3 separate regions of the Homo sapiens genome follow, and regions 1 and 3 are each linked to region 2. A link is a contact called in ENCODE Hi-C or POLR2A ChIA-PET data. All regions are on one chromosome and are shown on one strand. Each heading gives the region's core, a stretch centred on a gene start or an enhancer-like site at or near the end of the contact. The rest is flanking DNA. Distances are from core to core; before and after follow the strand shown. Region 1 overlaps SETBP1 (SET binding protein 1). Region 2 overlaps LOC105372091 (a long non-coding RNA gene). Region 3 overlaps SETBP1 (SET binding protein 1).

Region 1 (4,229 bases), core at 505-3,004, 270 kb after region 2:
ATCTGAGAAGTAATAAATGCTTATCGTTTTAAGCTACTAAGTTTTAGGGTAATTTTAATGCAGCAATAGATAGCTAATACAGGGTGATTAACTTAAACTCTCTAGGTATCAGTTTCCTTACTTTTATGTTAAGGATGAACAAATCATAAGTTTCCAACCCTGGCTACATATTAGAATCACTTAGAAGCTATTAAAAGCATTTAATACTCAGGACCTATTCCAGACCAATTGAAAGTGAGTCCCTGGGCATGGGGAGGCCCCAGCATTGACATTTCTAAAAAGCTCTCCAGGTGATTCTAAAGGTACTGCCAGAATTGAGTACCAATGAACTAGATGGGTTTTTTGTGTTCTAAAATACTTCTTACAATTTTACAAAACCCTTGGCAGTTTCAGGAACTGGGAACGTGAGAGTTGGACCATTTCTTCATTCCCATCTCCCTCTCATTACTCCAGATGCCTGGACACTGTCCAGGAGAGCCAAAGACAGTTTCTTTACTCCAGCTGGTGAAATCTGGCCCAAGACAAAGAAGTGTATTTTAAGATGTAAAATGTCATTACCATAAGGATGAATCTTGAGAAATAGGAAAACAGCCCAGACCTGAGGTGAGCTGGCAATTGATCAATTCCCTTATCCCACTGCATGAAGAGAGTTAAAAGTGGGCCATGCTTGGCTTAGCAGAGTCCTTTTGCAAAAGAGGTGTGCTATGCCACTAAGCATGAGCCCCTTGCAGAGGTAGCGCCATGTCACTGCTGGGATCTAGCAAGGGTAGTCATGCTGGTGAATTTGAGCCAAAAGGCATGCTGGCTCATTGGCTGCGAGAAACTAAACAAGTCAGTTCATGTCTCCAACTCAGGGTCCACATCTGTTAAAGATGGAAATTATATATTTGCCATGTTGACCTTGCCAAATGGAGGAATGAGACAATAAACGTTGTAAGCCTCATAAAGAGAAGTGTACACATGGCAGGGTGCAGGGTGCTCTGTCCCTAAATCATGAACAGCCATGGAGAGAATTCGACCATGCACAGGCCTCTTCTGGGGAAACAATAAACACTAAATGCATAAGTCAAATAAAATAAAAAGCAATGTGGATCAAGAAGACAACTTGTTCTCAGAATGACCTCCTTCTTACGTTTTCCTGCTCCTGCTGCTATCAAAAATTACATATCAATATGATTGTTCTCCACCTGCTCTTCCTAAGGAGGTGCAATCACATCCCTCTGTACTATTACTGGGCATTCAGCAAATATCAAGTCTGAGTCCTCCTTTATCTGTCCATCTATTCATTCCACAAATGTTTATCCTGTGCTTACTGTACACAGGTACCCTTAAAACCCATACAGGGAAGGAGAATGCTTATCCCATCTATCTTTCATCTCAGACCTCCACTTATCTGGATGCCCCTCTTTGGTCCTCTACCTGTTGTTATGCTGTTAGAGCCTAAGTAGTCTGGACACTTTGTAATACTGCACATTTACCTCAACCTTGGTGTTATTTCCAGTGCTGGCAGCTCATTCTGCACAGTATACAACTGGACTGCCAAGAGAATGGAAGATTCATAGCAGAGGGCACGTCCCATGGTTCTCCATCACATCTGTAACAATAGCTGAGAGTCCGGAGATGCTCAAAGAGCCAGTGCGGGCTAAGGGCAGCCTCGCAGCAGCAGCAGCAGCAGCAGCAGCAACACCCAGGTTTGCCTAGCATGCTGACTCATTCTTCTTCCTTCCCCATTCACACACCAGTCTGCCCATCCCCCGGGGTGACGGAAGTGGAGAAACAGATTAGACTTTCTATTTTGGCAGAATGTCTGCTACTTCCCTGGTGGCTCTTCACCCTGATCCCACCAAGGAGCACAATTTCTGGGGTTCATCTACACTCGTAAACTGTTTAAGACACTGCCAGCTGAGCATTTCAGGCCCTCCAGAAGCAGTGCTTCCCAGGTCTCTCATCTGTCTATCCTGTAATAGTTAATTCTTTAGAAAGAAGCAATGAGAAGGCTGGGTTTTTTTTTTTTTTAAGATATTAAGAGAATCATTCATTGCTGAGAAGTCACATCAGGGTCTCATCCTTCAAACCGACAGTTGAGTGTGTATCAGCCTGAGAGAGAGCCTGATTATTAGTTTTAAAGAGCTTATTTCATTCTCTTAAAAATGGGATCAGTTCATCTTTGTCACATCTGTCTCTGCATGGCTCCTGCATGCCACAACAACTGTCAGCTCCAGGCATTACGTTATTAAGGTGTAGTGTGGGGTGGGGCTGAGGGGGTCATTCTGGGTGTTCCTGTTTTCCGAAAAAGTGAGCAATGAGATTCAGAACGTAAGTAATTAAAAGGGTTGATTTGCTCACGTGCATTCAAGAAAGAGCTGAGAAGACAGTTTCTATCCAGCCCACCCCATACCCCATTGGTTGGAGAAGGGATGAACTGGGGCTGAAGCACTTTTCTCTTAGCGGCAATAAGCAGGGCCTTGGAGTAAACTGTCCTAGTAAGGAATGATGTAAATGGTACACCTGTCATAAGCATTTGTCACCTTCACACCCCAAGGGCTACCTAGCTTTGGCCAGGTGACAGATGTACAACTGCAGCAAGGGACCCAGATGTTCCCAGTATCTGGATAAAGAGCATCTTCATGGTGTCCCAGCTCCTTCCCATTCTGTCATGAATTACAGTAAGGGCTAAGCTAAAGTATCAGATCAAAAAAGGGTAGAATCTTCCACTGTTCTGGCATATATTGAAGGCTGTCATTCACATCCATAAGAAGACACTGCGCAGGGTGTGAAGCGAATACAGCTCAATACTAAACATCAATACAAAAGGAGTAGATAAGCAGTAAGAGACTCCTACTCTGAAATACAGGATGGATAACATGGAGTAGATAATAAAATGCTAAACTGAATATAGCTGGGTGTTAAATGTGGCTCACAAAATGTTTTAGAAGTGACTGAGGAAGCAAAAGGACAGAGCCAGGCATGGGCTGCTCCAGGCTGAAGGACTTAGAAGAATCCTTAAGCCTGGGATCATCTTCATTACAGAAAGGAGGAGGGAGACTCCACCAAGCATGGGTCAGCAAGAGAAAACAAGCCACAGTGGGAACGAGCCCTGAGAATTGTGGAAACATGGCCCACCCAGTCAGTTCAAGAGAATGGTGGGCAATTCAGCTGAATTCCTCTAGTGTGACTAGAGGAGATGTGTTTGCATATGTCTCTGTATACACCCACGACTGTAAGGCAGATAATCTGAAACGACAGATAATCAAAACATCCTTTAGTATATATCTATGCCCTGGAATTGATATGGATAGGTCAGAAAATGTAAGGCTTGCAACACTTTCCAAGAAATAATGAAATGCCTCTAAAGACCTGAGTCAGGAGGAGCTGGGCAGCTGTCATGCTCATCCTAGGAATGCATGTGTCCCTCCCAGCTCCTTCCTGCAGCAAATGGACCGCATCGCCTCTTAGGCTGAGGCAAAACACCTGCATTTTCCAGTGTGCTGAGGCTGAGCCTTTCTCCCACCCCATCCATGTGATGCAAAGACAGCATTTATGTGATGACTATGTACAAGGGCATATATTCTTAGTTTCTGCGGGACTAGAACATTCAATAGTCCTGTATCCGTTATCAAATAAAAACGATTTCATTAAATTTATTTTAATGCATTTAACATACTTCATACATTTATAAAGGTATTTAAATAAATGATTTAGAAAGAAAAAGGCTTGCTATAGATGAAATCACAATGTTGATAATTTACTAGCAAATAATTGAGTGTTGATACAGGGACTAAGACTAGCCTCCTCCAGGAAGCCTGACTGACCCTCCTCCAGCCAGAATGAAGCACTCTTATTCTGTGCTCAGTTCACACTTTCTACTTGCCTTATATGGACAGTGTCAGCTGAAAAAAGGAGTGCATAGCAAAGACTGCCCACCTTGAACAGGGACTTGTATCCTTGGCTCTTACGTGGTGTGGTGACCACCAGCACTGCTGGTTATGAAGATGTCAAACAAAGTCCTTAGCCCATGGAGCAGAGCCCTTCCTGCCCTTTGCAATCCTTGGTGAGGGCTGGAGTGTACAAACAACTCAAAACATTAGCATGAAAAGTTTCTTAAAGAAGAAGTGGAAAGAAATGGAGATAAAATCATGGCCCCATACAGTTGCAAAGAAAAAAAAATAGGGATGTAAGTGACAGGGCCCCAAAACTGCAGTGGCTCAAATAGAAATATAACAAGATGT
Region 2 (4,552 bases), core at 1,285-3,784:
CCTGACTCCCTTGATAGTTTCTGGCCCCCTGGTGTCATCTCCTAGGGTGGCAAGCAGCTCTAAAGAACCTGCAGTTTGTAAACAATGCTAACAAGAAAATCCTGACAGAGGAGATTTTTTATTCACTTTCTTGACTTATTTACAAAGATCTCCTCCTCCCTGTGTTTGTGGTTGTCTGACGGGCATACTGTGTTCGCCAAGTTGTTCTGATGATCTTGCGGTGTTAAGTGCCAATGGTGAAGGAGAATATTCTGCTCTGAAAAATCAGTAGCTGAGCCAATCAACTTGGACTCTCAGTGGCCTCAATACTTTGGGACAGAAGTATTTCAGTAAGTTGATCCTTTAGCATCCTAGTCAATTGATGACACTTCCATCTATTTAAAACATAAACTCACTTTATCTGGAAAATTATCTCATTAGCTATTTAAATTAGTTAAGTTAAATTTCTGGCTATGTGCCACTCATTCATTCATTCATTCAACAAAGATGAATTGAATTCTGCTAAGAGTCAGGCCTTGTTATAGGAACTGTAGCAGTGAATAGAACAAACAAGTTAGTAAAAGCCCCTGCCCTTATAGAGTTTATGTTCTATGAGAAGCAGATGAGGAATGAATCACACAATTTAAAAATTATGTAATATATTAAAAGACTTTAAGTGCTAGAGTGAAAAATAAAGTGGGAAGAGAATAGGAGTGGCTTGGGCAGAGACTTCTAGTTTTTAAAGGCAGTGCTGTAAAAGTCAGCAAGATGGGGTGTGCTTGGCATCTTATTGGCACAAGGATGCCAGTGTGGTTAAGAAGTGAGCAGGAGAAAGCATTGTTAGAGGTGAGATCAAAGAGGTGATGGGGTCAATGGTATAGGACTTGTGGGTCTTTCTAAATGAACTTTGAGTTTTACTCTGAGTAAAATAAAGGCACTGGAGGGTTTTGGATAAAGAAATGGCATAATTTGATTTATGTTTTAACAGAATCATGCTGTTGAAGCTAGAATGAAGAGTCCAAGGTTAGGAGTAGGAGAAGTTAAGAGAGCTCTACCATAATGTAGGCACGAGATGAAGGGATTTTAGTGGTTTAGGTGAGACGGTAGCAGTGCAGGTAGTCAGAAGTGGTCATCTAAGCCAAAAGTTGCTGATGGATAGGATGTGGGGTAAGAGAAAGTGAGGAGTCAGTGATGACACTGAGGTATTTGGCATGAATCAGTACCAGAATGGTGCTATCACTAATCAAGACAGAGAGAACTGCAGAGGAGTCAGTTTTTGGGGAAAGGTCAGAGCTCAGTTTTTGACATATCAGTACCTTTCTGGTGGATCCAGTGCTGTGTGAGAAGGAGTCCTTGCAAGAGCCTCAGCCAAGGGTTCCAAACTATGAATAAGTAGTTATTCAGTGAGTCAGTCTATCTATCAGAAAATATTTGTTGCGCACTTACTGCATTCCAGGCAGTGTTCCAGGCTCTTAGGCTACAATAGTGACTAAGTCAAACCAATCCTCTTTTGTTATGGGCTTACCTTTTTGTGAAGGGATACAGAGGTAAAAGGTAGATGGTAAAAGATAAGATGGATGATAAAAAATAAGAATCTAGACCTTTATTCTCCTTATGTTAGTCAGCTATCCTTTGGTTATGAGCACTAGAAGACGGATGGATGGATGGATGGATGAATATAGATGAGTAGATGGGTAAGTGGATAAAGATATAATATGATATAATATGATAGATATACATGAGATGATTTCAGAAAGTGCTAAGTCCTATGAAGAAAATGAAACAGAACGAAAATAAATACATTTTAAGAAGAAGGACCCATTGTGGAAGCTGCTTTAGGCAGGGTGGCCAGGAAAGAATTATCTTAGAAACTGATACACAAACTGAGATCTAAATGACAAGGAACAGCCAGCTACAGCGAGATCTGGGAGAAAATATTCTAAGTTTAAAAGAGACGAAATCAAAGTCCTGAGCTGATGGTGTCCTTTGTGTGTCCAGGGCACAGAAGGAAGGCCAGTGAGGCTGGAGTGTGGTGAATATGGGACAGAGTGGTAGGAGGATTGGAAGAAGATACAGCGAAATAGGTAGGCAAGCGTCAGATCAGGTAGGACCTTCAGGCTGCAGGAGAAGTTTAGATTTTATTACAAATGTAAAGATAAATCACAGGAGGGATATCAACAGGAGGGTTTCCTAAGCTGATTTGTATTTTTGAAGATCTCTCCCATAGCTTTGTGAAGACTGGCCATATAATGAAACAACAGAGAGAAGAGAGGAACTGCTGGGCGGCTGTTGAAGTGGGTTGTAGCACTGAGATAACAGTTGTGGGATTTGGCAGCATATACTAGAGCCACTCTAGCCAATACAGTAGCTACGAGAGTGCCACATGTGACTCTTTCTATTTACATTTATGTTAATTAAAAATAAATTAAATTTTCAGTTTCTTAGTCACACTAGTCACATTGCAAGTGCTCCACAGCCACATGTGACTTGTGGCTTTTGTGTTGGACAGATATAGAACATTTTTGTCATCACAGGAAGTTCTACTGGGCAGTGCTGCTGCAGTGGTAAAGCCACAATGTCTCCATACCAACTAGCTGGAACAGCTGTAGATAAAGACAATGCAAGATTTTCACATCAGATAGATCATCAGGAAAGCAGAAACAGACCAAATGCTTCAGATTTTTTTTTAATCTAAAACAGGCAAAAGTTGATGTTGGTTTGATATCTTTCTTCTCCTATTTCTGTAAGATTATTGGATTATCACAGACTGGTGCTTTCTGACCTCCACAGTCCATATTCCTTCTGTATCTAGCCTTTTATCCTGATAAATTCCTAGTAAGAACCTAGACCTTTATTCTCCTTAGTCAGCTATCCTTTGGTTATGAGCACTAAAAGTCTATTCAAACTAGTTTAAATATTAGAAAGAAGTTATACATGTAAATATATAACTCATAGAACCCAATGGCTACATAATGGGGTATCATAGGACCTGCAGAGTTGGGAGATACTAAGAATTTCTCATCTCTGCTTCATTTTTCTGTCACAGATGAGCTTCTCTACTCGTGCACTCATCACGTAAATCAGAGCAGTACCCAAAAGTGGCCACACCCTTTGAATCTATATAGGTTTCTAGTTAAAGCACTGACACTCATTAATTTAATCTACTTAATCTAGGAGTTCCTTTTTAATTCTGAAAAGAGACATGGATTTCCTGAGCTTCATCTGGTGTAGTTAGCCATGGCATGGCTTGGGGAGCTTCTGGTACTTGGGGTTACATTTCAAAGAGGAGGTTCTCTAGAAGGTGGTGTGAATGAAGAAGAAACAGCAGTAAAGAAATGACTGCCATTTTTGCCAGTGTCCTGTTCTTACTCAGTATTCATGGAACCTAGTGAAGATTATACCAAAGCTACAACAGGCCAGACAGGCACCTATTAGTTATACATGTATTTAGCAATAAGCTTGGCATTCTAGAAGACATGAGTCCTATGCTGTAGGTATTTACTAATTGCTAGACATTCCTTAAGCAGAATCCTTACCTTCAGAGGAAGGAACCAAAAGGAATAAATCAGGCAATCAACCTTTGACTAGTGTTATTACAAGTAAAGGGAAAAGACTCAGAAAACTGGTAATTTCACAAAAGTATTGAGGGAGATAGATGTTCTTGTATCCATGACTACTCAGGCCTTCTCTGGTTTCATCCCTAATTCCTTGCTCTGAATTCAGATGGCTTCTTGCCATCTGACAAGATCACCTATGGTAACTTCTTGGTGGATGCTCATAACTAGAAGCTTGAAGACACAGGCTGTGGTTTCTTCATCCTTTATCCAAAGCACAGTTTCTGGCATAGTAGATGTCCCATAGATGTTAAATGCATGGGTGGATGGATGGATAATGATTAAAGCCTCAGTTGAAAAGTTTGGCATTCTTATGAATTCTGCTTAGTCCCCCTGGAGAGGCCAGATCCTCTTCTTCATCCACATCTTTATCCTTTTTTACCAGTCTTTTTCAAGAGCAGGGAATTTGTATTGGTATTGAGGACTTTGACATTTGTATTACATGGGAAAAGCAAAAGACTAACAAGGGGATCATGTTCACATTAGCCTGAGGGACTGAGTAGTTTTCAGTATTCAAGCTAAAACAAAACACCTTTCTCTAAGGGTGTAAATGCAGCTTTAATTTCAAAAATGTGCTTTTTCTTAGAGGCAGAGGGAGTTAAATAGTTCATAACAAAAGGTGAGGATTCCTGGTATTGAGTTCTAACGGTAATGACCATTACACAGGTTTTTGATTTGTGCTGGATTGTTGCTGAGCATTAAGGACATCCTACCAAAGTCCAGGAAACTGCTAATTAATCCTGCAGGAGACTGCAAAGACACACTTGCCATTCATCCAGCAAGTGCTATTTAAAAGCCTGTTGTGAGCATCTGAGTGCATTTGGGCTAAAGAGCTCATGGACTAGACGCAACAGGAGCTATACAGACTACCAGTGCACCACCAGCGTGCACCAGAATGCATGTCCCAGCAAACAACTCTCAATTGGCCAATTTGCAACAGGGCACCCTTTAGCCTCTTT
Region 3 (4,041 bases), core at 89-2,588, 400 kb after region 2:
GACACTGCTTTGAAACTTTCATTTTGAGTCATCCTTTGTGCTCAGCAGTAATCCCGGTTTGGCAGATAAATGACCACAGAGATAAAAGACCTTTGAACTATCTCTAAATAAATCCGTATAGCAATTCCTACCACCAACACCAAAAAAAAAAAAAAAAAAAATCATTAGTGATATGCTCAACTAATAGAAGTTTCTCCAGGCATCAGACATCAGGCACTGGTGCTGCCCCCCAGCTAACATAATTCAACACAGCCCAGGCCTCCCAAGTGCCCAGCACCACTGCAGATCACTGTGTGCCCACTCTGTGCCTCAACTAAGGAAGCTCCTATGGATGGTCCGCAGGGAGAGATGCCAAACAGCAATGAGAGCAGGACATACTAAGCAAAGGGCTGTCCTAAGTGTCCAACGGACAACTTCAACCTCACCACAGTGACATCAACAAGGAGGGGCTGCTGTTATCCCTGATTTTCCAACTGTCAGGAAACGTTTCAAGAGGTTAAGTCTTGCCTAAGATTATGCAGGCTGTCTCTGTCCAGAGGCAGAGAGACCATGTTCCTGGAATCAGGGTATCTGAGTTCTAATCCACTTCCAGAGTGGAGGCTCTTTCTAATAGACCCTGTACTCCTCATCTAGAATTTCACATACAGAGCACACCAGCCATGCTTCAGAGAATAAATGACTTTCTGTCTGAACAGAACACAGTTTTTGCTGGTTACTCTGCCAGATGCATTTTCAATGGCATAGAATTCACCAAAAAACCTTCCTTGGGGGGGTCCAAAGAGAAAAAAACAAACAAGAGAACACCAAACCAGGAGGAAACAGCCAAGCTACATGTTTTAAACCCCCAGAGAATCCCAAACACAGGAAGAAAAAAAGAGAAAAATAGAAGACGGGGTTGAGGGATAACCAAATATTCCCAAAATATATTTACGGAACACGAGTTTGGTAAATCACCACATTTTAAGCTCAACTCTGACCCTTGCTCCCATGATTTTAGATCTTTTGACATTTCGGGCTAAAAGGAAACAATTTGATGACGGAACAGTGGGTCCAAACAGAGGTCAAAAATCTGTTTATAGTAATGAGCGTTCTTAAAGAGAAACACTTGCCCTGCTGATGAAACAGAATGGCCCTTAAAGTTTCTAGATTATAGAACAGAAACAAGACCTCAGAGGGAAAATGCTGCTTTGTTTTTCTTCTTCATCTTTTTCTTTTCTTTTCTTTTCTTTTCTTTTTTTTGAACATGTAGAAGCTGAGAAGCAGGGAGGTAAAGTATGCTGGCCGAATGTGATTGTGAGTCACAGAGGCAGAGCCGGTGCCCAGGGCTCCCCATCTCCAAGGCCAAGGTTCTTTCCCTCACACTTTCAGCTGACATGTCCAATGCTCCCTGCTGCCCTGCAGAAAAGGTCGTTCCCCACCTTCCCTGCTGCTTTAGCTACAACATAATCAGAGAGAAATCTATCAGGAAACAAAATTTCCAGGCATTCTAATGAATACATAGAAATGTGGTACTTAAAAATGTTTTTAAATCTCAGGAGACAAAAACTAAAATGAAACAAGAGGGGAAATTCAACCTCTTGTGTAGAAATGCTATGGAGACCTCATCTCCAAGTCAGGATGAGGGTGTTGTGGAGGAAGAAGCTCATACTCCCAGGAGTTTGAAACACCACATTCCCACCCCCAGAAGAAGAGAGGCCAAGTCTTCTGTAAAGCAGTACACTTGGGAGTGACCAGAGAAAGTGCTGACAAAATAGGATGGCAAGGGAAGGACACTTGAACCACCAGGAGGGTAGAAGGCTCTCTGAGCCACCCACTTGTGTGGAGGAGAAGAAAACCATGGGTGCAGCAGCCAGAGGTTAGGCAACCTGCACCCTTGGCAAAGCAAGCCACCCCTCACCCTCTGCCAAACACCTCCTCTCATAGACCCCTCCTCACCCACGTGTAAACGAAATTGCTACAACCATTAAAGGTCAAGAGAGAAATGTGCTTCTCAGGACATGCCAGGAAAAGGGAAGAACCCTAGACCAATCTCTCCTTGCTGAAAACTGTGTTACCAAAAGGCTCCCCTTTCATGTCTCCCATTTTAAGCTCCTCTACACAGAGTCACTCTCAGCAAGTTCCCCAGCACCCCTGCAACCGTTCCTTCTCCCTGATTCAAAGCCCTGTGAGCACCCCTGCTACTTACAGAATTAAATCCAAACTCGTTTATTTGACATTCATTGCTCTCTGCAATCTAATGCCAACCTCTCTTCCCATCAACAACACCTAAGAAACTTTTTTCCTATCCATACTTTGTGTGTTTGCTCTTTGTGTAAGGAGGAAATAAGTGCATGATTTATTTGGCTTCTCAAAAGCAGATTGTGAATGCTCAGGACGGAATACAAGAGTCTTTCCCTAGGCATATGATGACGGTCTAGACCAAGACAAATCCTGAATGTGCTTCTAGGACCATGGCAGGCACCTGATGGGTATAAGGTTGAAGTCCTTGCAACAGGAGGAAATAAGATCTCCCAATAGAACTGGAGAGGAGGAAAAATTAAATCCAAAGAAATGAAATAGAAGTTGTATTTTTGTCAAAAGCAAATAAAATTTGTAAGTACAATGAATAAAAAAATAGGGCTTTAACTAGTGAGCTTTGAACACTCTCTCAAAACCATGGAAAACTTAGAATTAGGGAAAATGTGGCAGATTATGCTTGTGCCACCCCAGCTATATGAGAAAGTATGGAAAAAACACTCTAGTGATCCTCACCTTTCAGAAATCCTTTACTTTTATAGGGTGTGGCAACTAAGGGACTGGAATACACATTTGCTTGGAGTCTAATAGAATTGGCTTCATAGGAAAACCTCGCCCCTTCCAGCTCCTCCTCCTTTGAAGCAATCTGAGCCTCAAGTTCCTGTAAATAAATAAGATCTGCCTGGCAGCATTGTTATGAGGACTAACAGATAAGGTGAGTAATGTAAAACAGTTAGCAGAGGGTCTGCCATGTAGCTCAAGAAATCAAAGTTATTATGATGATGTTTGCTCTGTAAATTATCCATTTTCTTCTAAAATCTTCCTCTGAGTTATATCATGTAGAAATCATCACCTGTATTTGGCAGGTGAGGAAACTAGGGCTTCAGCAAATTCATACTGCAGATCCAGATTCACAAAGCTGCTTGGTGTCAGACTATCACACCACATCTCCTACCCTGAGTCACTGTATGGCATCCATTTGGAACTCCCATGCCCTTATCTTGCTGTTGAATCTAGACAGGTGTCCCTGACTCCCAACATCCTCACGAAAGAGAAGAGCTGCTAAGCCTTGCCCAGCTTGGAAACTCTTCAAAACCCTGTCACTACTGGAATTTTTTTTTTTTTTTTTTTTTTTTTTTTTTTTTTTGAGATTGAGTCTCATTCTGTCACCCAAAAAGGCTGGAGGGCAGTGGCACCATCTCGGCTCACTGCAACCTCCACCTCTTGGGTTCAAGCGATTCTCCTGCCTCAGCCTCCCAAGATGCTGGGATTATAGGCATTCACCACCCCATGCCTGGCTAATTTTTGTATTTTTAGTAGAGATGGGGTTTTGCTACGTTGGGCAGGCTGATCTCGAACTCCTGATCTCAAGTGATCCACCCACCTCAGCCTCCCAAAGTGCTGAGATTACAGGCAGGAGCCACTGTGCCCAGCACTACTGGAACATTCTTCCAGAGACTCATCTTCATGGTCTCTGTTGTTTTAATCTAATCACCTAGAAGCAAACCTGAGGAAGTGTAAGTTATTAAGTCACTTACCTGAGTAAGTTTAAGTTGCAACCACGTTGGTCCCATGATAAAGAACAAGTTACATGTGTGGGGTCCATCTGCAAAATTAGACCTGTCCAAAGGAGAGTTCAGAGGCCCCGAAGTAGCTTCTGAGCTCTCCCCTCAGCCTCTACTTCCTACCAAATGCTGCTTTCACACCTCATGTAAAGCATGTAAATCCATCATAGGCCCTCTCCCAAATAGCATCTCAATTCCTATCCTAGTTTTATATGAAAGAGAAAAGAGACTTCTATCCTGG

Evidence for each region. Hi-C counts contacts between places; a loop is a spot of excess contacts on that map. ChIA-PET counts read pairs that join two places held with the same protein, here RNA polymerase II (POLR2A). Pooled maps may share reads with other maps.
Region 1: a loop to region 2 is called in a map of natural killer cell, with 4 times the contacts of the local background. The contact joins two enhancer-like sites. A Hi-C loop is called at or near these places in 1 of 168 maps with a recorded cell type or tissue (natural killer cell), 4 of 37 single-sample maps with no recorded cell type and 2 of 50 pooled maps. POLR2A ChIA-PET finds 5 or more read pairs at or near these places in 1 of 52 experiments (BJ).
Region 3: a map with no recorded cell type shows a loop between it and region 2 (7-fold over the local background). The contact joins two enhancer-like sites. A Hi-C loop is called at or near these places in 2 of 37 single-sample maps with no recorded cell type and 3 of 50 pooled maps. POLR2A ChIA-PET finds 5 or more read pairs at or near these places in 2 of 52 experiments (GM10248 and activated B cell).

Annotation. Positions count from the first base shown.
Region 1 is chr18:44,836,861-44,841,089 of GRCh38, reverse strand. The region is part of intron 2 of SETBP1 (SET binding protein 1); the gene reads right to left. Among named protein-coding and RNA genes, the nearest start is that of MIR4319, 130 kb to the left of the region's middle. RefSeq lists an enhancer at 1,472-1,621. Within about 2 kb of position 1,754, at least 20 of the 41 ENCODE cell types and tissues checked have a DNase peak (open chromatin) inside an H3K27ac peak, as active enhancers do.
Region 2 is chr18:45,104,438-45,108,989 of GRCh38, reverse strand. All of the region lies in intron 3 of LOC105372091 (a long non-coding RNA gene), which reads left to right. Among named protein-coding and RNA genes, the nearest start is that of MIR4319, 140 kb to the right of the region's middle. Within about 2 kb of position 2,534, at least 4 of the 41 ENCODE cell types and tissues checked have a DNase peak (open chromatin) inside an H3K27ac peak, as active enhancers do.
Region 3 is chr18:44,705,933-44,709,973 of GRCh38, reverse strand. The region is part of intron 2 of SETBP1 (SET binding protein 1); the gene reads right to left. Among named protein-coding and RNA genes, the nearest start is that of SETBP1, 27 kb to the right of the region's middle. Within about 2 kb of position 1,338, at least 9 of the 41 ENCODE cell types and tissues checked have a DNase peak (open chromatin) inside an H3K27ac peak, as active enhancers do.